4 separate regions of the Mus musculus genome follow, and regions 2, 3 and 4 are each linked to region 1. A link is a loop called in an ENCODE intact Hi-C map of the cell type or tissue named here. Cell type or tissue: left cerebral cortex. All regions are shown on one strand. Links, peaks and the distances in the headings refer to the core of each region. The heading gives the core; the rest is flanking DNA.

Region 1 (5,000 bases), core at 1-5,000:
GCAGCACCGTCCTCCTCTTGGGCCTCTTGTGGGAGCGCTTTTTGAGAAAAACTCTTTGCAGTTCAGCAGGGTGACAGTCATGAAACAAACCTTCAGTGGCCTGGGGGCTGCAAACTCTGACACAGTTCCAACCACGGAACTGTTCACCACCCCGATGCTTGAAAATTCATGGAAGACCTCATGAATGCCGGCTGCTTTTCTCTGCCTCCAGAAACAGCATGCTCTCCTTTCTTTGCCTGAGTTGGGAGTCCCATTGCCATTCTTTGAATCCTCCTTCTCCTCCATTCACCTCTCTCAGTTCCTGAATTTTACTATGTCTCTAACTGACTTCATCTGGGATCCATCCACTTTTTCTCATTTTACCCACAACTCTGACTAACCTTTACATACATGACTCTTTCTGTGCCTGGATGGTTGGCTCCACATCAGCAGGATGCTTGGAGCAACCCATTCTGGGTTTCTTGAATGAGTGAGTTAATTGAAGCTAATTGTGAAATTAAGCTTTACATTACCTATGGACTCGATTTCCTCTGGGTTTTTGGTGTTCTATATTATTGAAGACTTGATGTCAGGTTCTATTCTCTGATTCTTTTTATTTTAAACAAATGGTGAAGTATCTACTCTAGCCCAGAGCTGTCCTCAGTGTAAAAGACAGCACAATAGAAAAGACACAATCGAATTTACTTCACAAGTCAAGTTCAGTTCAGGAAGCAAAGCCCGCCCACACAAACATATTGAGTAAAAGTGTGAGAGACAGATCACAGTGAAGTGTTTCAAAGGGGTGGCATGGCTCTTGTGCTATAGAGGCGGGGACTGTCTGTATCGCTGAAGTTAAAGCCCTGGAACTGCTTGGAGAACGTGTAGGCAGTGGTCCTCATCCTAGACTTCAAAGGATGCGGAATAAAAATAGCTAAGAAGCTGATATTTCTCCAAGTGGGAATAATCACATGACCAAAGATTTAAACTCAAAACTTGACAGAGAGGGTCATGTTGCTATCAACATATCTTAGTGGAACTGGGGAGAAGAGATGACAAATGAGGATGGATCACAGTAGAAGAGCCTTGTTCTTTTCACAGACAACAGGATATACTGGCAAGGAACCATCTTGGGAGTTGGCTTCTAATCATTTTAATTTTGTAGTTTTAAATCAAGTCATTTATTCTCTCTAGGGCTTGGCTTATTTTTTTTGCAGAGAGAAAGACAGACAGACACAGAGAGACAGAGACAGATTGAGAAGCTTTTGGTAAATATCCTACGTGTGAAGAAACAAGGACCAGTTGGGGGTCACAAAGATAGCTGGAGAACGTTGACTATTTTAGAATCTGGTAATGGCCTATATACTGCTAACACAGGCTTGAACAATCAAAGCCGGCTCTTAGATGACTAATAAGGAAACACATGAGGGAGAGCGATTGACACTGGAGCCTGTTTCTCACACAAGATGCAGCTGATTCTAAGCTGAAGCTGTACCGGCTCCTGCGGTTGCCTTGCAGTGCCTACAGCTATGAATGTGAACTTCCAGATTCATCAGTGTAGAGTTGGCACGGCTGTCGGCCGCCGAGCTGAGAGAAGATGAGCTCTCTCAGGAGAGCATGCTGAGAAGAGGAAGGTGTGATTCAAGCTGAATTCCCCAGCATTCACAACCATGGGAGCGGGAGAGTGCGGACAGTGTTGAGCAAAAGTCACAGGCCTGATGGAGACTGTGGTCACCAGCTGAATCGGGGCATAGCTTTTTAAAGCCATTAAGGAAAAAGAGTGGTGTCTGATATGGTATATAAGGTGGACATTATGCGGTCATGTGCCTTCTTAATTTTTCTTCTCTTTTATGCAGCTATCATTAACCACAAGTTGATTGTTTATGGTTTTTAAATCAGGCAGCATCTAGTTTTTGATCACCTTAATTTGTTTACATAGCATAAGGAAGAAATTAAAGGGACTGAAAGGTTTTAAAACAATCCCCAGTCACCAGGTACAAGAAAAAGTTGGTGAGGAAAGAGTTTAACATTCAACTGTTGGCTAAAATAAGATTTAGAGCCTTTTGTACAGGACTAGAAGCCACAGGGACTCCTCGCCATCCTGGTTCCTGCACCTGTTAACCCAGAGCTGTGGCCAGTTACCTAACCTCTGTGAACTTGGTTCCCCAGCTGTTCCGCAGAGGCAACACTAACTGTATCACACTGCCCTTCTTATCTGTTAAATGAGAACACACCAAAGCTCCTTGCAGAGGGCCCTTGAAGAGAGTGTTCACAGCACAGTCAGCTTTGCTATTATTATCTAATTTTACTTGTTTTATGGCACTGCCTCTGTTCCTATTGGCGTTAATAACTGAGAAGTGAGTGGGGAATTATATTTAGAAAGTATGATCATTAACGATGATATTTTCCTCGTCCTTTTGGGAGAGATGCATTTCTTCCATTCTCATCTTGTAAGATGCGAGTTTATATGAAATCCAGGCTCTTACTTGTTCTTGAATTTCCCTTGCTATGGGATCTGAGCTGAAATGCCAGGGAAGGGGCCAAGAATGGTGGGGCTGAAGCTCCACCAGTTTCTATCAGAAGGTTTTATTGAGGCTGAAAGAGGAAGTCATCTTGAAAGGAAAAGAAAAGTGACTATTTCTCCGAGCAAGAATGTGTGCGCTGACAATTTCGATTCTGCCCAGAGACGCTGGCATTTCGTCTCCGGGGGCGGTTCTTATGTTTCCAACAGTGTTGCTGCCGCCCATAGCATGTTCTCTACTCCTCACTCATCTCCTCCCACCCCCCTCCCCATATGTCTTCCTCTTTGTCTCGCCCACCCCACTCCTGCCTTCTCTCTGTCTCTCTCTTATCCTGTAGGTTATTTCCCCTCAGCAGCCGGAGTGAATCCTCTCACAGAGGAGTAGTCTCCAAATCCACCCTCCATTCCTTCAGCCATCTCTTTTCTGGAAGTTCGTGAAAAAAAAAGGGAAGTGGGAAGCAGTCTTCTCTGCTTGTGCCCTGCACCTCTGTGTTTCACTTTCTTCTGAAAACTGAGCTCCCCCCCCCCATCTTCTTTATCTTTCTCAGTAATAGCAAGTCCTTCCCTGTTCCTCCAAGATTGTCTCTCCATGAATAAATTATTCTTGGCCCTTGAGTTATCTGGCTTTGGAAATCGTTATCATGATCCAAATCTAGGACAGTCAAGAGTGACATCAAGAGTGACATCAGATTAGAGGTACAAGGCTGGATGTGGTGGCTCTTGTCATCTTTCAGTCTATAGAGGCAGGAGGATTAGGAACTCAAAAGCAACCTTGGATAGCTAGCAAGTTCAAAACTACCCTAGGCTACTTGATACCTTACTCCAAAGCATTTAAACAAACAACGATTAAAAGAACAAAGGAAGAAAGGCCCCCAGTTCAGGGGTGGATCAGAATGGCTGGGCAAACCGGTGGAGTTAGGAGACGGTTTATAATCATGGCTTTAAACTAAGTCATTTGTTCTCTTCAGTTCTTTGTTTTGAGAGAGACAGGGAGACAGAGACAACCAGAGAGATGAGAGAGAGAGACGGAAACAGAGACATAGAGAGCTGGAGACTGTTGACTATTTTAGAATCTGGTAATGGCCTGTACAGTGCTAACACAGGTTTGAACAATCCAAGCTGGCTCTCAGATTACAAATAAGGGACTCCATGGAAACTGACAGCTACACTTCAGGATGGATTAAAGCACATGCAAGACAATATAATATGTCTTGATATCTAAAACTCTGATTTGTTCTTTATTTGTCTAGTGTAAGTAAGGCAAGCACTCAGTTGCACAGGAAAGGGTGGCAACACTTTGTGGGTTCGTTAAGTGATAGAGCATCAGGAAACCAAAGGTCGGTTCTCACGATGTAAAGCAATTCCCAGTCTCCTGGAAATTGCACCAACTCCTCCTCTCTGATGTCAACCACTTTCTACACACGATTTTAGGAGGGCTACTGGGTGTGCTGTTCTTAGAGTGTCTTCAACAGCCATGGGCTGCTGAGTGAAAGGAAAACGGAGATAATTCAAGTTGGTCTAACAGTCAGTTATTTGTTCATCCATTCATTCTCTAACCACTGTCTCCCAGGGGTCAGCCATGCTGCTTGCTTTGCAAGTAGAGAATAAAATGCACACACTCCTGCCCCTTAGAGTTCCTGGTCTCTAATAATGCAGGTGGCCGCTCACCCACGATGCTACATTAGTAGCAGTTATGAAAGGGCTGGGGACCGCATTCTCCCATGCCCAGGAGAAGAGAGGCCTACAGAGGTATGTTTCTATGGATGCCAGATTCTCTGTTATTACAGTTTTCCATTTTATGCCACAAAGCTCTCATCTTGAGCCATTAATAAACAGGAACACAGTTTACATTTCTTAAGCCTTTTACTCCCAGCCTCCTCTGTTCCCAGCAGCAAGCGCAGCGCTGGGTCCTCCCACCTTGAGAAACAATGACCATCTGAGTCTATATTTGTGTCATGGTTTCACAGACTCTGCTGAAGGAATGAGCACACCGTGCTTTTAACAGGACTAATCGCCATCATTACTGTAATAACAAGATTTATAGTCTTCTTATGGTTTGTCAGGCACCCTCGCATCTACCACTTGGCCACTCCAGAGAGTTAGAGCAGCATGCTGTGGCTTTACAGCTAATGAGTGAATAGCCAGAAACTGGATTATGCTGTTCTGAGCCCCAGGTGACCAGAGGGAGTTTGAACATTCCCAATCCCAAGGCTTCTATTCCATGGCATGGATAAAGTGGAGAGCTACTGCGTGATGATAAATGTACGAATCAACTGAAGAACTCAAGGGTAACCATTATAGAGGCATTAGACGAGGCTTGAGGAAATGACTCTGTTTGTAAAACGCTTGCTACACAAGCGTGAAGACCAGAGTTCAGATCCTTAGCACACATAAATCAAGATGTGGTGCTGCATATTGGTACCCCAGCACTTGGAGGAAAAGAAGCTGAGCTTGCTGCAGCCAGTCTAGCCTATCAGTGGATTCTCAGTTCAGCAAGAGATGA
Region 2 (8,452 bases), core at 1,452-6,451, 460 kb after region 1:
TACCCATCCCGGTGTATGGGGGCAACTGAGAAATCACCAGGAGACGGAGCTTCCTCTGTGTGCACAAGGGAGCCAGCCATGCCTGCTTCCAAGGACCTGGTTGTCTGAGTGAAGCATGCAAAAAAAAAGAAGACGAAGGAGAGAAAGGAATCATCGACCTACTGTCTCCTCCTCCTCCTGAAAAAGACAGCCCAGCAGACATCCATCCCCCCAGGACTCACAGGCCCTCTGTAAATTACAACCCTGAGCGCTAAGGGTAGCACCCTGGACCAGAGCCAGTGGCTGTCCTGGATGCACTGTTTGCTGTGAGCCTAGGGTAGAAGAGGTGAAGGCCCTTGGCTGGGCTGCTTACAAAATCTCCTTCCCAACCCTGGCTCCTTACTCCCCTTCGAAAGCACTGCAGAGCCTGCGTCTGATTAATGTTGTGCGCTGATATACACAGAAGCCGGCTCCAGATTCCTGGCAAACCGCCCTGCACCCTGCGGAGAGGAGGCTCCACCTGCCCAAGGGCGACCCCTGGCGGCCAGCAGAGAAACTGCGCAAAACTGGGAAAGGTTTGTTTTAAAGAGTGCGGACTGGTATTGGGTGTACACCTCTAATCCCAATTATCTGGGAGGCTAAGGCTGGAGGACCACAAGTTCCAGGACAGCTGAGAAAAATTACTGAGACCTCCGTCTCAAAGAAAGAAAAGAGGCTGGGCATGTGGGTCCTTGGTAGAACATTTGCCTGGTGTGAGTCAGGTCTCAGGTTCAATCCCCAATAATAGTAATTATTATTATTATTATTATTATTATTATTATTATTATTATTATTATTATTATTATTATTATTAAAACAAGCAAAATGTTTTAAGAAATAAAGGCGACAGAGTAAGCTATGCAGCCCCAGATGGTGCTGTACAGGAGGTAGAGTCTAAAGGGAAAGCCAATTTTGCTGTCTTACAGTGCAAGCAGGAAGGAAACATTCTGTTTGGAATGGTGGGGGCTGAAGGAGGTAATTGTGGAGGGGGAAGGTGGAAATGTGAAAATCTGTTGATAGTCGGAATAGAATCTGTTTAATATAATTCTTTCACAAAATAACACTTACAAAGTTTTCCCTGCTCTGAGCCAGGCCTCCTTCCATCTTCAGCACCAAGGCCATATTCTCCCCTCTGCTTCCCCACCAGCTGCTTCGGGAAAGGAATCAACCTATACTACTTGTGTCCTGTACCTGCAGTGATCCTGGGACCCAGGAGTCAAGAGGCTAGCTGTTTGACCTTGAACAATCTGCTCAACATCCTGGGAACTCCTTCCAGAATTCCAGAATATGAAAGCAAGGAAGGGCTTGTGAGTAGCGGGTGGCTCTGTCACCTCTCACTTTCCCATCCTCTCCCATCAGTTGACACACCCATCCTCAGTCCCACCAGGCATCGGTGTACATTTGCTCTGCAAGGAGCCAATTGGTGCACAGTTGACCAGCTTTCGGATGGAGCCTGATGCTTTCAGCCTGATCTCAGAGGCTTTAGGTGGCCATCTTTCACTTTGGTGTCAGATTGCTCTGATGCCCAAGGCTCTCTCGAAGGAGCTGCCACCAACAAGAAGTTCCCCCAGAGACACAACTCCCAAGTCTATAATCATAGGCACCAAGGGAGAAATAATGGACAATTAGATACTTGCTAGGTGACTTTTCCATAAACAGATGTCTTTTTTTCCCAAGGTAGGGTACCAACAGCAGACCAAAGGAGTGGGTCCCATCTGTGTCCAGTTTGATAAAGCAATGTGTTTATTTCAGTAGTATGGCTGACGGGGTACTCGCTGAAGTATGGTGAGTCCAAAGGTTGATGCATGATTATCATGGAGGGAAGCAGACATGCGTGATACTAAGCAGTAGCTGACAGCTTTACATCCTGCAAGTAGTGAGAGAGATCTCAGAGCCCACCCCCAGAGACACACCTTCTCTATCAAAGCCACATCGATTCCAATAAAGCCACACCTCCTAATCTTTCCCAAACATGTCCACTCCCTGACAAATAAGCATTCAAACTATAAGAGCCTGTGGAGACGGTACTCATTCAAACCACTACAAGGAGATAGCTACATAGCGTGGTTCTAAATGAAAGCGTGGGGGTCAGCCAAGAGCAGCCCCTGGAAGTGTAGGAAAATCAGCAAGTGGAAAAATGAATTCAGAACAAAATCCTGAGCCACAGGAGCGAGAGCTGGCCTGGGTGCTCTGAGGCCGTGGGCAGCTCCTGCCCTCTAATTCAACAGAGCCAATAGAATGGTACACCACAGGGCATGTCCGCAGGACAGAGACTATTCAAATGACCTTAAAGGTCCCCTGGGACACAGAACAGTCTAGTCTCAGAATCCTAATGCATATCTCATGGAGAGACACTACCTCTGAGAGTCTAATCTGCCACTAAGTTACCAGAAGTAAGAGGTGAGAACATGGGTTCTCTCTCCTGATTCTTATGCATCCATCCATTTGCTCATTCCTTTAGTCATCTATCCATCCATTTATATAGACTTTCATTCAAATGTTTGTGGAGGCCAGAGACTGGCACTGATAGTCTTCTCATGCTTCTCTTAACCTTGTGTTTTGAAACAGGGTCTCTCATTGAATCTGGAGTTCTCTGGTGCAGCTAACCTGGCTGGCCAGCAAGCTCCTATCTGTCTCCTCAGCACTGGGACTCCAGGCGCAGAGCACCATGTCTGGCTTTATATGTGAGCACTGGAGATGTGAACTCGGGCCCTCATGCTTGCATAACAAGCACTTTACCAACCGAACCATAGCCCCAGTCCCTATCGCCCCAGTGCCCATTCTGGCAGCATTTTATTTAATAGTTAATATGTACCTGGCATGGGGTCTTTGCTACCGGGAGGACAAGATAATTGTAGTTTGTTTTCCTTCTCTTCCAGGCAAGATTCTATAATGCATGACTCGGGTGTCAGGAATCTCCTCTACTGTCCTATCCTTTGATGGGTCAGCTAAGAGTTCCTTTGGACACTATAGGAAACACAGACACAGGGTCCAAATGTCACAGAGTCCGCTACTGCCAAACTTAGTCTTTCCATATCCACCTACCCACTTTCTGAAGCCACAAATGAGAACAGGACACAACGTACTTGCACTGTAGAATTGGGGACAGATATACCCAGCTTCACCTTACCTTAGGCCTCTGAAGACTGACATATGAGCTGGTTCCAATGGTACCTCACACGAAGGGGTATTTACCTAGAACATTCCTGTAGCCCCTTCCCTCTGCCTTCTGTCCCTCCCTCCCGCCCCCTACCTCTGTGGGATTTTCATCAGTCCGCCATACTCTTTACAATATTTTCCGAATTGTGTTTGTAGGTTGTTAATGGTGGCAGAACTCTGTATAATTATCCCCCAATTCATCAGTCTCCTTAACAGGCAAATGCCTTTTCCCCCAATAAGTTTCACTGGCTGAGGCACGGATCTCGTCCTTGTTGCTACGGAAACCAGAACGTTTCTCTGTTTTAATGGTATGTTGAAAGTACTGCTAGTGTGCATGTGCACATATGGTGCCTGCTGGCTTTATCCACCATTTCTGCCTTCCCTACCTCCACTGACCTGCCTGGCATTGTCCCCACATCACATGCTTTCTAATGGTCCCCCTCATCCACAGCCCCGCTTGTCCCTTCGCTGCCTCACACCCTGCCTCCACCTCCCCCCACCCTTCCATCTGGTGTTCTCAGCTGCCTGAAAAGAAATACCAGTTGGCTTTGCATGAAATTGAAGAGGGAGAGGGAAATAGAAGGTAATTGCAGAGACAAAAAGGCTTTGACCAGCCAGGTGTTTTCTGCTGGAAGGCCCGTGCCTTCAGCTAGCCACCTTCCTGGAACAGGGACAACTCAGAGAGGGACAAGAGGGTGGAGTGTGAGAGGCTCCATGCAGGAGTAAAGGGACCAAGTTTCAGATCTGGACAGCACCATCTGCTGCTGCTGTTCTTGGGCACCAATGAAGTCAGCTCCCTCCAACTGTCTGTGTTTGGCTCGGGGTTGAGGGGACCGCTGGCGGTGGGGAGGGCTCTGTTGAGACTTATTTGTTTGTGCATTTACCCAACAAGCTCTTCCTGAATGTTCATTCCATGCCAAGTGCTGTTCTAAGCACTGAGGAGATGCAGACGGCTCATCTTCAAGCTGCATGACCTATTCTCAGGTAATCACCAAGACAGCACAGAGAGGGTAAGAGGCTGTGTGACATCTGGGAAAGAGACGGGTTAGTTCTGAAACCCTGAGCCACAGCTCCTAGCTATAACACTGTGTAGCTGACTAACTGACTGCCTTTGAGGCTATTTCCTTTTCCTAAAAAGTAGTGCCACTGTGGATCCATCCCATAATCAGCCACCAAACCCAGACACTATTGCATATGCCAGAAAGATTTTGCTGAAGGGACCCTGTTATATCTGTCTCGTATGAGGCTATGCCAGTGCCTGGCAAATACAGAAGTGGATGCTCACAGTCATCTATAAGATGGGACACATGGCCCCCCAATGGAGGAGCTAGAGAAAGCACCCAAGAAGCTGAAAGGGTCTGCAACCCTATAGGTGGAACAACAATGTGAACTAACCAGTACCCCCAGAGCTCGTATCTCTAGCTGCATATGTAGCAGAAGATGGCCTAGTTGGCCATCACTGGGAAGAGAGGCCCCTTGGTATTGCAAAATTTATATGCCCCAGTACAGGGGAATGCCAGGGCCAAGAAGCAGGAGTGGGTGGGTAGGGGAGCAGGGTGGAGAGAGGGTATAGGGAACTTTCAGGATAGCATTTGAAATGTATATAAAGAAAATATCTAATAAAAAATAAATAAATAAAGAGCTGTTAGATCTGAGTGATGACTGTTTATCCATATACTCAGTGTCTTAGCATCCCATTGTTGTAAAGAGACACCATGACCATGGCAACTGGTATAAAGGAAAACATTTACTTGGTGTCTTGCTTACAGTTTCAGAGATGTATAGTCCATGATCACCATGGCAGGAAGTGTGTAGCTAAGAGCTACGTTCTGATCTACAGGCAGCAGGAAGTGAGAAAGCCTGAATCTGGCAGGGGCTTTTGAAACTTCAAAAGCCCACTCCTAGTGACTTTCTCCAACAAGGCCACACCTCCCAATCCTTCTAAACCTTCTCAAATAGTGTCACGCCCTGATTCAAATATACAAGCCTATGGAGGCCATTCTTATTTAAACTATCACATTCCACTCTCTGGCTTCTGTAGGCTTATAGCCAAGCCTTAACACAAAGTGCATTTAGTCAAGCTTCCAAGGCCCCCATAGTCTTTCAGAGTCTCAACTTCAAAGTCTCTTCTCAGACTCATGCTCTCTTAACTGTAGCCTCTCTGTAAACTCAAAACTAAAGAGCAGATTCCATACTTCCAATATACATTGGCACAGAATACACATTACCATTCCAAAATGGGGAAATGGAACACAGTGAGTGTGCTGGGCAGTTTCCTGTCAACTTGACACAAGCTAAAGCCATTTGCGAGGAGGAAACCTCAATTAAGAAAATGTCTCCATAAGATTGTGTGGTAGGCAGGTCTGTAAGAATTGTTCCTTATTACTGACTGATGGAGGAGGGCCCAGACCATTGTGGGTGGTGCTATCTCTATGCTGGTAGTCCTGAGTTCTTTGAGAAAGCAGGCTGAGCAAGCCATGAGAAGCAAGCCAGTAAGCAGCACCCCTCCGTGGTCTCTGCATCAGCTCTTGCCTCTAGGTTCCTGCCCTGTATGAGTTCCTGTCCTGACTTCCTTTGGTGATGATCAACAATATGGAAGTATAAGTATAAATAAATCCCTATCTCCCCACATTCCTTCGGTCATAGTGTTTTGTCACTGCAATCGAAACCGTAACTACAAGACTGAGAAAATACTGGACCAAAGCAAGACCCAAAACTATCAGGGCAAACTCTAAACTCTGTATCTCCATGTCTGATGTCAAAATGTTCTTCCAGTCACCGACTCCTTTCAGCTTTATTAACTGTGACACACGTCTTACTCATTTGCTGATTCCACTATGTCAGAAGCTCTCCTTGGTAAGTATCCCATGGCTCTGGCATCTCTAGCATCTTGAGGCCTCCAACAAAAACCAGGTTTCACTTTTACAGCTTCATGCAATGACCTCGCCCTCTCTGAGCTTCCATGCAGGGAAGATATCCCTAATGCATGGCTGGCCTCAGTGGCTTTCCTTAGCCATGGGTCTATCCTTGACTCTAAAGCCAGAACCATGTGGCTGACGCGGCCAAGCTCATCAGTGTTCTGTTGCCGACAGTTTCCTTCACTCTTTAAGCTTTTCTTAAATTCATTTTCACAAGTTGGCAACGTAGCTAGACTGAGTCTTGCCCTGAAGTCACCACTCCTTTTATTCCATTTGGTATGAAATAGTCTTTTCTTTATACTTTTTAACTCTCTGGGCACTGGATTCATCTCCATTCTACTTCCCAGTGACCTTTCTTCCTCATACTGAACATTTTGCATTTTGCATTGTTCAGCTTGATCCTTTTCATTATAGATCTGGGTAAGAGTGACCACTAACAATCACACAGCAGAGTCAATACTAGATTGTCTTGAAATCTCCTCTGCCAATGCCAAAAACACTTCAATGTAGCCTTGAGCAGATTTTTTTAGACAAAGGGAGAACGCAGTACATTCTCGGCCAAATTATCACAAGAATATTCTCTAGGCTGCCTACCAACATTCTTCTCTGAAACCTCTTGAGCCAGGGCATCATAATCTATGTTGCTCTCAATGCCACTGCTTTCAACACTCCTCCTGGCATGGCCCATTAAGCCCTGGTCTAAGCATACAACTGCTTTTCTAGTCCAAAATCCTCATCCTACCAACCAACAGCATAGTCAGGCCTGCCACAGCAATATCCTCCTCCTAGTAGCAACTTGTCTTATTTAGGGTTACTATTGCTGTGATGAAACACCATGACCAAAAGTAATTTGGGGAAGGAAGGATTTATTGTGCTCACAGTTCATGCGATAGTTCATCAGCAAGAGCAGTGAGTGCAGGAACTCACAGAGGGCAGAAACTTGGATGCAGGAACTTGGATGCAAGAATGGATGCAGAGACTATGATGGGGGAGGGGTGCTGCTTACTGGCTTGTTCATCATGGCTTACTCATCCTGCTTTCTTATAAAAACCAGGCCAGTCATCCCAGGTATGGCATCAGCCACAATGGGCTGTTCTTTCTCCCATGGGTCTCTAAGTTAAAATCTTCCCTACAGCCAGACCTTATGCATTTTCTCAACTGAGACTCCGTCTTCTCTGCTGACTTTAGCTTATGTCAAATTGACATAAAACTAGTCAGTACAGGTTCTTTGGCACAGGCAGTGAAGTGATTGTCAGACAAAAAAAAAAATGCCTTGTGTGTAAAGGTGCTTCAGAGGGAACCAGAAATTATTTGGCAGGGTTGGGCATGGTGGCACATGGTGGCACATGGTTGTAATCTAAGTACCCAGGAGGCAAAATCAAGAAAATCAATAATAGTTTGATCCTACCTGGATACATTGAAGACCCAGCCAAAGGAAGAGAAGGAGGAATAGGAAGAGGAGGACTATGAGGTTCCGGGGGGGAGGGGGAGCACAGAGAGGAACCTCCAAGGATGACTGGCTAATTCCACTGTGTCTGACGACTGGGAAGAAATATAATTCAAGAATAAGACTAGAAGCCCTGGGTCTGCCCTTAAGAAGGAAACAGAAGAACTGTAGAAGGTTCTCTGGGTCATCTAGTGCCTCTAACCCTCCTCTGCACCCTAAGGTAGCATTCTTAAACCTGGCAATCTAAAGGATTCATTACCATGCATGCCTCTCTCATGCTGTGTAAAACAGAGACAATGATATCCTGAAACAAATGTTCAAAAGGAACCAGAGGGACAAAGGGGAGAAGGTGATGAGAAAATGTGCACAGTACTTCTCTTCCCACCTCTTTGTTCCTACGCTTCTGCCTACACCGGGTTTCTCAGGTTAGGACGAGCTCTCGTGTGTTAGGATATTCATTCCTCTCAAGAACGCATACAGAAGGGAGGCTTTCCACCATGTTGATTCATATTCTCAATCCTTTCAAGAATACTAGAATGGATAACTTCTACAATTAGAAGGGAAATGTAAGTATACTAAAATATCTCACTGGACTGGATGAAATTCCAGAAGATATATACATATAGAAAAAAAATGTTGTGTGGTTCTCTCTCTCTCTCTCTCTCTCTCTCTCTCTCTCTCTCTCTCTCTCTCTCTGTGTGTGTGTGTGTGTGTGTGTGTGTGTGTATGTGTGTGTGTGTGTGTGTGTGTATACATACTTGTACCAAAAGTCAACTTCAGGTGTCTTCCTTAATAGCTCTCCACCTTGAGGCAAGGTCTCTCACTGAATCTATTCTGCTATTGTCTATTGTGCTAGACTCGCTGGTCAGAGAACCCCAGGGAGCCTCCTTTCTCAGCCTGCCTAGCCTTG
Region 3 (8,452 bases), core at 1,313-6,312, 370 kb after region 1:
AACTTCTGTTGTAGTTTCAACGCTAATGTTCACTAGCCTCTGCTCTTGATTGTGTTTCTCTCTGTCTCACTCACTCTCTCTCTCTGCCTCTCTCTCTCCCTCCCTCCCTCCCTCCCTCTTTCCTCCTCTCCCTATATCCATTTTGGTTTAAGAGTTTTGTGAACTCTCCTACACAGCCCTCTCAGATTCCCACTATAAAACAGGAGCCCATATTGCTTGTCTTAGACAAGACACCCTCGGCCTTGAGACACCAAGAAGAGCTCTGGGTTGCTTTCCTTCCCCAGTCTTGACTACGACAGACCTGCCCCCCACCCCCATTCAAATGCCGGAAATAATCCAGTAACACTTTGTAAGCCTCATGGCATGAGTGGTGCCCTCCTTTGCCCTTCCCTGGGCCTTAGGATTCCTCTAGAGAGAACCCCTTCGTGTTTGATATTCTGTAACTCTTGAAGCCTCTGGCTGACTCTGCCTATTCCTGGACACAGAAACCAGCAGGTCCTGGCCCATTTTAGACTTAAAAAAAAAACAATAATAACTTACACAGAGATGTTTATGTTGTCTTTGAACTTAGGTCTGGCTTTGAATCCTCTCTTTTTAAAGTGTGAAAGGTGCTGGACCTTCATGTGCCCGAAGGGGATGCTTCTGAGAGTGCTTTCAGGGCCACCTTGGCAGGACACTCCCCAAGCTCCTCTGTACCCAAGTCTGCCTGTCACCCTCATCTTGGGTCCTACTGACCAGAGTGAAATAGGGTCCGGCCTTTCCGTGTAGACTAAGTCTAATCCGACTCTCAGCTTCTTGCCGTCTCCAGGGGTCTCTCTAACTGTTGCAGTTTCGTGTGTGTTTGTGTGTATGTGGGGTTGCTTTGCTGGAGACTAAATTTAGGTCTTACACCATCGGCAGGCACTTCACCACTAAACCCTAGTCTATTCCCAGACCTCTGTGTTGGTTGTAGATAGAATTTCACTAAGATGCCCAGACTTATTGCATCCACTGTGTATTTCACTGTGAACTTACTATTCTCCTGCTTCAGCCTTCTGAGAAGCTGGGCTAAGGAAGAGAATATATTTTGTTTTGATAGGCTTCTGTGCACAGGTCTGGGGATAGAGAAATTCAGTAGATGCAGAAAAATGTGATTAAAAATAGCACAAAGACTTTCCCCACAGCTTGTTCCTCGCTTTCTCTGAGTCAGGTTTTACTTTGCCTATTTGCTGGTTCATTTAAGCAACAGTTGTCTCCCCGCTAAGCTCCTTGTTAAGGGAGCTGGTAGGAGATGACTAAGCCAAAGCCGTCTTTTAAAGGGCCCAGGAATCATGCAGGAGTCCAGCCACTAGGCCTTTACAGTAGTGCGGGAATCAAGCAAGGCATCCCATGATCTGTCACTTTCATTCCTCACAGCCCTGAGGCTTCCACTTGCTCTAAGAGTCTCTTTTGCAAATATAAGGGACTCCCCCCACCCATCCTTCCAGTGAGAAAGTAGCCTGAGGGTACACTTGCCCTGAGCCTTCTGCCAGACTTTTCCTGGAGAATAATGGGGTGGACTCCCCAGGTAGAGAAAGCCTGCAGGGAAAATGCCCCTAAGCAAGGTCTTTGTCTACTGCAAACGCAGCCACTGGTGTCCCTGACGTTCACTTTCCTGTGTTTGAGTCCCTGCTCTCAGGGGCCATCTTGCTCCAAGGAAAGCTGACATTGAGGACTAAATGGGTTTTTCCTTTAGCCACAGAAAGGCAGATTCCTCTTGTCCGAAAGAGGCAGAAATGGCACCTGAGTATACGCGTTACCTAATTTTCTACCATAAGTTACCAGCATAGAGTCATCAAAAACTTGCTTCAAAAAAAATTCTGTTCCCATGGAATACATTATATTTAAGTCCTAAAGATGCCCTGGGAAGCCCAAATTCAAGCTTCGATCGGGAATGTTTGCTTGGTATTAGCCTCAGTCCCAAACTGTAGTAGGTAAATGTATCCTGTAAAAGGGGCGGAGCTAACAATGGGCGACTGCCCCCTGCAGCCTTTCCCTCAATATGCCTCCATCTCTTCAGCTTCTGCTTCTGCAGACTCCACAAAGATGAGTGCTTCCTACACAACAGGTAAGTGAGGGCTCGAACAGGAAGTGTCAAACAACCAGTTCATTGGACTGTGTGACTTCCGCCCATCATAAGGCCTGGATCTAGACGTGTCCTACGTCTGTACAGTGGGAGCCCTGGTGCTGCGATGTCAATAGAGCTGTTGCAAGGGTTAAAATCCACCCCCCACCCCCAGCAAACCTCCGCCAACTGGTGAGAATTATATTTTTATTATGATAATTACCGCGGATGTCCAGATTCCAGGCAGAGCTGCGCCTGCGCTGTTTGGCTCTCGCCCACTCTCCATCTGTTTCTCTGAAGAACAGCGGAAGAAAGCTCTGGAAAGGCAGCCACAGACTGACTACAGAGTAGGTCGTGAGAATGGAGCAATGCTGTCTGTCCTGTGTGGCCTGGGTTACCGATAGGCTCTGGTCAGCGGGAAGGCATGGACTGGGCGTAGACCTTCCTAGCGAAGCCAGGAAAACACACTCGTAACAGACTGAGAGTGAATCTGCCCAAAGGCCGGTTGAAAACGGTCAATTCTCTATTCTACCGAAGCTATCCCTAGTGCTGTACCATAGCGATGTGTGACTCACGTAGATGTGCACAGCCCCCTACTTCCCAGACGACAATGAGAGGAGTTGATCATGTCGCGATGCAACCTACCAGCGCTCCTCAGTGTGAGGGTGGAATGTGCTCATCAGACTGTGGGAGGGGCAGGGGAGAAGGCCAGAGTCTGCCCTCTCTCTCTCTCTCTCTCTCTCTCTCTCTCTCTCTCTCTCTCTCTCTCTCTCTGTCTCTCTGTCTCTCTGTCTCTCTGTCTCTCTGTCTCTCTGTCTCTCTCTCTCTCTCTCTCTCTCTCTCTCTCTCTCTCTCTCTCTCTCTCTCTCTCTCTCTCTCTCTCTCTCTCTCTCTCTCTCTGTCTCCCCCCACCCCACCTCCGCTGGGTGCCTTGTTCTCTGCAAACCAACATTTATTAACACCGGGCCTGTCTAACATGGCTTCTCAACGCCTGTTCATTCTCTGTTCTACCTGTCTTTCCATCCCCGACAGCCCAACCTTTTCTCCCTAGCCCAGGCATCTTCCCAGCCTGCCTAGATGGAATGAAGAAAACTCACAAGATGGCCTTATGAACATCTGGAACACATCTGTCCACTGCCCTGAAACTGATCCCAGGTGGTGCTGGAGGGAAAGAGTTAACAACACTAATGAATAAGCCTAATTGATTACTAAGCACCATGAGCCTGGTGATAATACCCCATTGGAATCCTGCCAATCCCTGCCATTGGAATCCTGCCAATCCCTGCCACATAGCTACAGGCAGCTCCGTTTTGCTGGGGAAACAGGAAATGCAGGACAGCTCAGAGTGTCTGAAGCAGAGAACCACGGAGGACTCTGGATCCCAAGAGTGCTAAGAGTTGAGTAATAGAAGTATTTAATCTATCTCGATTGCATCCCTGAGGCTCAGCATGACGTCACCGCATTTCCAGCTTCACGATGATAACTATCTCTACCGCTCCTAAGGGTGAGACTGGCCGGGAGACAAAGGACCCCAACGAGTCCAACTGTTCTGCCTCTTTTCCTCTTGAAGTTAGAAATCCAGGAAATAAATCTCAAAGGCCAAGCACTCAGTCCATGGATATTTGTTATATAAGTAGAGATGGCCCTGGTAGTATTTTGAGGGATAAAGGTTTTATGACACCATGATTTTTTAAATGAATATTTTAAAAACATTTCATTTTATTTGTGTGTATTTGTGGAGGTCTGGGTGCCGATGGAAGGCAGAAACAGGTTTAGGGTTCCTTGGGGCTGGGGTTACAGATGGTTGTGAGCCACCCAACATGGGCTAGGGGATGAACTCAGATCCTCTGCAAGAGCAGCAACTGCTCTTAACCACGGAGCCATCCCTCAGCAAACATGTTGGGATGCCATCTCTTATCTATTACTGTTTCAGGTTTTGATGGTGTGCACTTTTTTTTTTTTTCCTAAAAAGCTAATAGTATAGAAAGGGAACATGGATCTTTGTGAAGATTCATTTACTGTCAAATAGCTGATTAGATACCTTGAAAATGTCAACTGATTAAACAATTAGATCCCAAATAAGATACACTTTATACTGAACTTGAAAGAAATCTCCAAGACCAATTTAAACCAATGATCACTACCGCCCCCTAAAGGGTGAGTTGGCTGGTGGGCGTGGGAAATTCAAGGTAATTGAGAGGGTAAGAATGCCTGCCCTAAGGGCAAATCCTGATGGCATATCGCTGTGGGGATATTAACCGAGGAACAGTAATAATATGGAGATATTAAGCCTGAGATGCTTGCAAGTCTCCAAAGAACTCATAGCCACTGAGGAGGAGGAGACCGTCTCCTAGAGCAAGAACAGGCAGATGCTCTCGAGAAAAGAGATCCTAAATGGCTTTTCACTTAGGACTTCTGGATTCCCAGAGATTAACAGCATGAAAACCCTAGCTCACAAAGCAAAGCCACTGTAATTGAGAATCAGGTCATATAGGACCAGGGTCAAGCAGACACCACCCCACTCCTGTCCCAGGCACAGGCCTAGAAAGACTGGCCAGAAAGAAGTGCTTGAGGCTTCCAGCCTCTCCCTATTCCTCAGAGAACAACTGGACCAAGGTGAAGCTGGACTCACTGTAGAACTGGATGATACCTCCTGTTTACACAGGAGAGAGTCTGAGTGGGAAATTGCTTTCTGTGCTGGTGTGGAATTATAGAACAAAGCTCCAGTTAAGTTAAAGGTGGTGCTGGAGTCACCAGCTCCTTTGAGGTTGAGTTCCAGCAGGATATCCATCATTGAACAGGGAATAAAGCTGAAGACACTCAGGGAGAATGGAAGTCAGGAGCCCCACTACCTCACTGCTGAGTGGCCAAGAAAACCCTACTGTTAAATAATTTAAATTATCAAATATCCCTGTAGGCTCGTGTTCTAGAGCATTTAAAGCCCTGATGCTTACTCTGAGAGGTGTCTTGGCTGATGGATGTAGACCACTAGGGGTGAATCTTGAGGGGTCTAGTAAAATCCCATCCTCACTTTCTGATCTGCTAAGACATGAGGAACCTCTGCTACGTCCCTGACCCTTAATCCCACCATGCCTCCCCACTGCAGTGGCGTGCAGACCCAGTGTGGAAGGTGGGATAGTAGAGTGTAAGTTATTTATAGAAATGAAGGGAGGGAGGGACCACAATGTTGAGACATTGTGAGAAGCTGCTACGATGAAGAAACCAAATGACTTTCACAAGTGAAGACTATCAATGCTGAAAGACAAAATGCTCGACAGCCCAAAGGCTGTGTTACACAGCTCAGTCTGCTCACAGCGACGGGCAGAATTCACAAACCAGAACTGAAGAAATTACTCATAAGACTCACAGAGAGTCGAGGAAATGGGAACTGGAAGGAGTGATGCAGAAAAGGGACGATGTCTAAAATGTCTAATCAGAGCTCAGAGAGCAGAATCGGAGTGGATGAAGAGAGGCAACAGGGGATGAGGCCATGCTGAGGCCTTTCCGGAACTGTTAAAAGCATGAATCCACAGGTTCAGGGAGGACTACATACCCCAAGTGACCACCGCACATATATCCATCTGAATGAAGCAGCAGAACGCAGAGAACACTCTCAGGTATTACCACAGAAGTTGCCATAACAATAAACTCTTAGTTTTACTGAGTACAGAGACATTACCCCCACTGTCACTGGCCTGCAAGGGCTTTCCTTGACGGGTTACTTGATCCATTTATCTATTTCTTTACCTTCATATCCCCACCACATTCCCGCTCTTCTCCCTGTTCACACACAAGCATTTTAGAGTGTTTCTCTCCCGTGCATATGCTGGCTAAGTGTGTGCTGTCACTTAGTGTGTGCACATTTAATTCAGGACATGTCACAGAATCGCCCATGGCTGTCCACTTCTATTTTTACTTCCGATTCTTAAGATCTATGTCATGAGGCAGAGTTTGCTCAGTCACAGAACACAGTCTAATAGTGAGTCATGAAACCAATTTGGTCAGACCTAACAGCCTTATGTAAAGAAGACAGAACAGAATGGCAAAAATAAAAAGTTATCATGTTGTAAAGGTAGATATTATTTCATAATATATTTTTTCTCATGTGTGTTTATATGCATGCATGTATATATACATATATGTGTGCAGTTCTGATCCAGATTGTAGTATGAGATATATTTCTTATTAGGACACAATCAGGAAACATTTGAAAACTGTTCCTTCATAAGATGCAGTAGACACACCAAGGAGCCAGTTGCTAGTGTTACTGTCTTAGGGTTTCTACTGCTGTGAAGAATCACCATGGCCAAAAAGCATATTGGGGAGGAAATGGTATATTTATCTTACACTTCCAGATCCTATTCAATCACTGGAGAAAGTCAGGACAGAAACTCAAGCAGAGCTGGAACCTTGAGGCAAGATCCAATGCAGAGGCCATGGAGGGATGCTGCTTACTGGCCTGCTTCACATGGCTTGTTCAATCTGCCTTCCTATAGAACCCAGGACAACCAGCCCAGGGAGGGCACCACTCACAGTGGGCTGGAACCTCTCCAGATTACCAATTGAGAAAATACCTTTCAGCTGGATCTCATGGAGGCATGTCCTCAATTGAGGCTCCTTCCCCTCTGATGACTCTAGCTTGTGTCAAGTTGACACATAAACCAGCCAATTCAATTCCCTAATACATAATTTTAGGCAATGCAAGGTGAGACCCAAAGTTTAATAGTGGATATGGTATATGTTTTGCTTATTAAAAGAGAGGGAGGGTACCTCTATGCTGGTAAGAAGAATGTATAGAGATATCCATAAAAATGAATATGAAGATATGAAATTTGGATTTCTAAGGCAACTTGGATTATTTAGAATTAGTGCAGCATATTGTGGGATAGGGAAGGACATAGCTAGAGACAGATGTATAGCAAAAACTATACACTCCATCTTAATTTCTACCTTATTATTTATGTGTGAGCACATGTTTGTTCACATGTGCATATGGGGGGTATATGGGTGCATGTGCAGGGGAGCATGTGTGAACACACAGGTGAGTGTGCACACTCATGCCCTAGAGTCTATATGGAGGTCAAAGGACAACTTTCAGAGTTCATTGTCTTTGTCCACCATGAGTTCCAGGGAACAAGAAACTCAGGTCATCATTGGCTTGTGCAGCAAGTGCCTGCTTGCCAGCCCCCACACAATCCATCTTTAAAATATGAGGTTTTCTAGCATAAGCAACCAACAGGCACTGAAGAATTCTAGTCCGGGATGTGATCTGAAACACTGTGGACATTAGAAGTACTTCTGGCAGCATCCTGGGGAAGCACGGCAGAGTAGACATTAGTGTTGTCTACCCAAGCCAGAAGGCAGAAATCAATACCCTGCTGGCAGATTAGGACAGAGTTAGGACAGTTTGAGTTTTCAGTATCTGACAGACTGTGTTACTGGCCAAATTATTTAATACTTGCTACACAAAATACCTATTGAGACAGGAGCGAAGGTTGAAGAGCCACCCGCATGATGGGATTCAGACCCAGGACAAATGGCTGAGGTGGATATTTAACGTACCAAAGAGGACCTGGCCCCACATTCTCCCAGCATCCCTCAGTCCATAACTGGCATATCCACCCTCTACCCTGAACTTTCCAGACCAGTGGCTAACCCCCCTACCTCCCCTGAAGCTCTTTCCTATATAATACAGACATGTTGGTCTCTCTCCCTGACTCCCTACTCTGCATTTTCTCTCTCCCTGTGTGTGCATGCTCTTACAGTCTTTTCCCCTACCCTGTCTCCATCCCCCTGGGACTTCCCTGGCCTCATTTCTTGGGGCCAGTGACCCCCAACCCCCAACCATAGACATTTCCCAATAAACCTGCCTACATATACCCTAATCCGGCTTGACTTGCTCATTTCATCTGAGCAGAATAATTTACCACAGTAATCTTTCAGAACGCTCTTATCCTCTACCACAAGAGGTGCTGCATCCTGTCTCTCTGAACTCTACTAGACTGGGGGGTGATGCGGGAGCATTGAATGCTCAAACTTGGGTAGAAACTTAGAATGGGTTACAAGACACTGTGATTTAAGGCATAGTTGTTATCACAGCAAAATCTAGACAATGTTGACTGAGCCAATTATCTCCATTCTGTGAGGAAGGCCTATTCCTGTCTGCAAGCACCCAGGTCATGGTTAATTATTAGTCTATGCCTTTTTATGAGTTTTTGCCGTGTGTGTGTGTGTGTGTGTGTATGTGTGTGTGTGGTGTCAAGGGCCAAAACCAGGCCCTTTTGGCCTCACAGGCACTGAGCAAGTGTCCCATCACTGAGCTATTTCCCCAACACACTCTTTGTCTTTAAAAGAAGACCACCTCCTGAG
Region 4 (5,000 bases), core at 1-5,000, 71 kb after region 1:
AGGTTGGTTAAGTTAAAATATAGAGATGAAAGAAACCAAGAAGCAGCAGTCAGTGGTGATTCATCATTGCTATATCGGTATTTCCTGAGCTGTGGGCTTCAGATGCTCGACATTAGTTAATTTAACAGGGATGGGAATTTTTAATTTCAATAATCATTTATCTATTTAGATATCTGTCTTTCACTTTAAGCAAATAACATAGCTCATATTTACAGTATGATATGAAAAATTTTAATATATATGGCATTTTAAGGAGGACAGTATTTCAATGCTTAAACTCTAAGCAGTATAGTTGGTACACCTACATTGCAAAAGCGTTGCAGTGGGTGGCTCAGTGCACAAAAAATGTTATGCTGGTTGCACAAATCAGAAGGAACTGAATTTGGATGCCTGAAACCCACAAAACAGGATGGTCCTAGCATCTTTGTGTGTGTGTCCAGCACTAGGTAGGTAGGTGGATCAGTGGGGACAGGTGAACCCCTACAGCTCTTTGGCCAGAGAGTCTAGCTAAGTTGGCAAGTTGGCAAGGGCCATGTTTAATGGGAGACCCAATATCAAAAGCTAAGCTGGGAAATCATGAAAGAGTATCCCCAAGCTTCATCTCTGGCCTTCACACTCAGACTCACAGGCCCACATAGGAACACCACATACACATGAGAGCAACTAGAACTAGGCCGGCCCTGCTTCTCACTGCAGTGTCCAGGTCACAACATTCAAAGCTGGCCCGCTCTGCCTTCCTTTCCCAGCCCTCACCTCTCTCCACTCAGACTACATTCCAGGATAATTACAACCAACCTCCCTCAATATCCCTGGGATCTCTCTCTGGTCCATCTTTTTTGTACCTCAGTTTCTTCATCTATCAAATGGGGAGAGTAACAGTGCCTTCCTTTAAATTGTTGCTGTAAGCATCAAATGAGTTTTAGTTCATGGGAAATTCTTAATATAGTACCTGTCATGTACCAAGGTTTATCATAAATGTGTCCACTATGATTGCATTTGAACACAGTTTAAACAAATGATACAACTGAATCAGATTCTAGAAAAGAAGAAAATGACCCCTTATACACATAGAAACACACACTAAGAACAAATTCAATTTGGTCTTGAACCAAGACCAAAGCTAGGAAGCAGCAAATGAAATTGTTCATGTACTTGATGATGACTGAACAAGCCACCATGAGGACATGTGGCTCTATTCTCCACATTTGAGAGGCAGAAGCCAGAAGATCAGCAGTCCAAGGTCATCCTTGGGTATGTAGCACATTCCATGCCAACATAGGTTACTTGAGACCCTGTCTCAAAACAAACAAACAAACAAACAAACAAACCCCCAAATTGATAATGAGCATCCTTTCTCCTGTCATTCTGAGATGACTTCTGGGAAACAGGATATAGTTGAGGGATTGATCACTTGTCTAGTATTTTTGAGGACCTAGGTTTGATATGACTTTTTGCTCATGGACTTTCACAGTTCAAATACTAATGAGTAGCAAGATCATGGCAGATCAAGTCTCCAGCAGTCCGAGGGCTACACAGAGTCACGGGAGTATTGGAAATACTGTTTAGACTAAGCATTCTGTGGCCTCTCAGTAGCCTTTCAATAGCAGCCGAAGCACATAAGGAGGCACACCTATTTATGAAACCTCAGAGCGTGTCCTTGTGCTCTTTGATATACTTGGATCCTGTTTCATTGTAATAAACCACAACTTTGTGGTTGGTCATAAAGGACTCCCCTTTATGGCTTCTTCCATCTGCGGTGGATAGACCGGCTTATAACCATAAAGGAATTCCTTCCACAGGAGAACATTGTTTAATGATAAAAGACAAAGCCAGATTCAGGGTTGCATATAAAGGAAATGTTGGCGAAGAGGGAGACTGAGTTACAGCAACACCTGATACGTACATAGTGTTTTGTGGCCCACAGACATTAACATTCCCACAGTGTGACTGGGCATGAGCTTTGGCTCCACCCTGGAACCTCTGGGGAGTGCTAACTCTCAGATTCTACCAGGAAGCTCTAGAGATGAAGTCCGGTCATCCGAGGCTTAACCTATAAAACCCAGGGATGGTTTATAACAGACATTTCTTTTCCCGGGGGGAAGTATCTGTTTAATAGATACTTAAGCTGCTGCGCTGCTTCTGTCCCCTACTCTCATTTTATCTCCCAGCCATTAAGCTTTAAAAGAAGACCAAATCTTTATCCTTTCATAAAGGAGAGAAGAAAGCCATCAGCCCAGCAGGAAAGAGTTAAGACCTGTCCCAGTGGCTCTAGGAGACTCTAAGTGGCCCACAGAAGATGAATGCACCAAGCACTCTTCTAGGGATTGGCAGAGACCAGGGGAGGGCAGTTTTGAACAAAACTGACCCCTTCCCTGGCTTCAGGGAGCTCATTTCCTGGTGGGCGGGGCTAGGGAGCTAACACATGAGCAAATGAATGAATATAATACCAAGTGCTCTGGGAACCGTGAGCCAGGATGCGGTGGCTCTGAGCCATATGGTCCCAGCCTCAAAGGGCCTCCTGGAAATGCGATTATTCATAGAGAAAGTTGCTACTTGTATGTGTACCAATTGTGAAACATTATTTGGGGAAAGTTTAAACCATGACTGACTTCAAGTAAACATTTAATTTTTTAAAATTATGCCGATAGACCCTCTGCTGAAATTTTATAAAGCTGTTGTGCCGAGACTTCAGGCACATTCCTACCCATGGAACGGAGCAATGTGGTGTTAATATTTGATCTCCTTTTGTTGTTATGCTGTGGCTAGCCCATAGAGAATGAGATGAATTTTTGTAACCATTTCAATATTTATGCTTGCGTTTCCCAACAAAGCATGAATGTTCATTGTTCACTACGAGCTATGTATGGTAAGTTGCCTCTCTAATCTGCTGTCATAAGCGAACATGACATCTTTTGGCTTTCTTTCCTGACTGTTAATTATGGCAATTATGTCACTTTTTTACTTGTCCTCACTTGACCCTGTAGCATCCCAATGTGACCTTACACAGGGACGTGGTGCAGATGGATATAAAACAGGAAGTTCTCTGTCTGTTTTTAGATCATAGATGTGATCTGTGTGTCCTATAGGAAAGATGGGACATCTAAAGGTTAAATTGGCTCCTAGCACTTAAGGATTCAGATTTCTGTAGAATTCTGGATTTCAGAATCTTCTAAATATCAGAGAGAGCAGCAGCAGCAGCGGACTATCGCCCTTCTGGAGCTAAGGAGAGCAGTCTCCTTTGGCTGCACTACACGTTCTCCATTTCCACCCCTGGAGACACTGGAGAGTCATCTCCAAGAACAGAGAAGATTTCAGAAAGCACCCATTCCTTGTTTAAGAGCTAAAATGTGTGCCTTGGGAAAGGGCACACTGGGATTAAGGGGTACCCAGTTTATCTGGCCTTTTGGTGCCTCCCTGCAGTTCATCTTGAGGTCTCTAGAGGGCGACTGAGACTTCTGTGCTATGTCTTCGAAGTCTGAACCACCTCAGTCTGTAATACACTAAGTCTCCCATTTCACCTTAGAAAACAATAGACACTGGGTGAAGGCCCCTCTATTTCTCAGGCAACAAAATATAGAAACAATATGCCACCATTTAACACCTTAAAGCGTTGCAAGAGGATTTGGAGTGATCCAAAAGTACCAGTGGGCCCAGAGGAGAAGGCTTCAACCAAGAGTAAGGAGGGCTCAAAAAGGTATGTTGGTGGGGAGTAAGAGAAAGAAGTGTAGAATTAAAAACAAACAGACAAACAACAGAAAAATAAATAAAAACAAAAACCCCACTCCCCTTAGAATAGGAAAATGCCGTCACATCTTAAATGTAAAATGAAAAAAAAAAAACTGACAGCGATTAAGGGAGGAAGGGAGAGAGAGAGAGAGAGAGAGAGAGAGAGAGAGAGAGAGAGAGAGAGAGAGAGAGAGAGAGAGAGTGTGTTAGTTCAGCGCTCCAGATAGAAAGGAAGAAGGTAATGGCATTAATTGCTTGTATATTTGTGCAAGTTCTAAATAAGGATGTGAGGGGAGGGCCTAGTCTCTCTCTGTTCCAGGAAAGTGGCATTTTAGATTCTCCCACATCCTACTCCTGAAGTTAGAAGCATTCCATCTCAGAGTGGAACTGGTTCTTCAGAGAACCACAAGGATCATGTAGCCACATTTCAGAGCACAGACAAATCCATCCCGACTGGCTTTTCTGCAGTCTGTGAGAGTCTGGCCTTTACCCCCCTGTGCTGTCAGCATGCAGTCAGCTTTAGTCTAAGTCCGCAGACATAGGTGAAGGACTCAGTCATAGAGACCCCTGCATCAGAGGCTAAGAGAAAAATCAAGGCGAATGTGACAGCTCACTCTCTCTCTCTCAAGGACTGTGTGCACTTAGCAGAAGGGATAAGAAGGTCAAGAGGCAGGGAAGACTATGAGGAGCATGCTGCAATGAGATACTCCCTGGACATGGCCCCTGCTCTTACCAAAGTTCTAGCTCAGCCTGCTTCCAAGTGTGGGCGGAGCTTGGAGATGCAGGAATGGGATAAGCCAGAAGAGATGGGGGCGTAGCTTAGAGATGCAGGCATGGGCTAAGCCAGAAGAGATGGGGGCGGAGCTTGGAGATGCAGGAATGGGATAAGCCAGAAGGGATGGGGGCGGAGCTTAGAGATACAGGCATGGGATAAGCCAGAAGAGATGGGGGCGGAGCTTAGAGATGCAGGCATGGGATAAGCCAGAAGAGATGGGGGCGGAGCTTAGAGATGCAGGCATGGGATAAGCCAGAAGAGATGGTGGCGGAGCTTAGAGATGCAGGCATGGGATAAGCCAGAAGAGATGGGGGCGGAGCTTAGAGTAGCAGGCATGGGATAAGCCAGAAGAGATGGTGTGCTGCTGCTTTTGAGATGAACTTGTACGATGAACTCCTCTCTTGGATTACTCTTTCTCCGTCTCATATTCCTTGATCTGAAGAAAGCTCACCATACTGTTGCAGAAAAGCTCTCTCACATGAGGAAGAGCTCTGGTCTC

What was found. Peaks named below come from ENCODE experiments on the same cell type or tissue, not always from the same donor. Only the 100,000 strongest peaks of a DNase experiment are listed, where the experiment ranks them.
Region 2: it touches region 1 in a loop (6-fold over the local background); 6 of 42 quality-filtered maps call a loop at or near these places.
Region 3: a loop joins it to region 1, with 4 times the contacts of the local background. A loop is called at or near these places in 2 of 42 quality-filtered maps.
Region 4: a loop joins it to region 1, with 5 times the contacts of the local background. A loop is called at or near these places in 2 of 42 quality-filtered maps.

The regions. Positions count from the first base shown.
Region 1 is chr6:135,897,130-135,902,129 of GRCm38, reverse strand. The region is part of intron 5 of Grin2b (glutamate receptor, ionotropic, NMDA2B (epsilon 2)); the gene reads left to right. Among named protein-coding and RNA genes, the nearest start is that of Gm14330, 47 kb to the right of the region's middle. In left cerebral cortex, for the core only: no CTCF peak of the experiment used is centred there; DNase peaks (open chromatin) are centred at 793, 1,523 and 2,700; H3K27ac peaks cover 4,671 bases.
Region 2 is chr6:135,436,827-135,445,278 of GRCm38, reverse strand. No RefSeq gene overlaps it. Among named protein-coding and RNA genes, the nearest start is that of Emp1, 78 kb to the right of the region's middle. In left cerebral cortex, for the core only: no CTCF peak of the experiment used is centred there; DNase peaks (open chromatin) are centred at 3,666 and 3,880; H3K27ac peaks cover 1,884 bases.
Region 3 is chr6:135,520,882-135,529,333 of GRCm38, reverse strand. It overlaps Gm25136 (a long non-coding RNA gene), which reads right to left and starts at 2,791. Exons shown (of 2, transcript XR_001785388.2): 1 at 2,307-2,791. In left cerebral cortex, for the core only: a CTCF peak has its summit at 4,248; DNase peaks (open chromatin) are centred at 2,363, 2,657, 3,374 and 5,992; H3K27ac peaks cover 2,358 bases.
Region 4 is chr6:135,826,588-135,831,587 of GRCm38, reverse strand. The region is part of intron 6 of Grin2b (glutamate receptor, ionotropic, NMDA2B (epsilon 2)); the gene reads left to right. Among named protein-coding and RNA genes, the nearest start is that of Gm14330, 23 kb to the left of the region's middle. In left cerebral cortex, for the core only: a CTCF peak has its summit at 3,432; DNase peaks (open chromatin) are centred at 2,452, 3,439, 4,093, 4,522 and 2 more places; H3K27ac peaks cover 4,828 bases.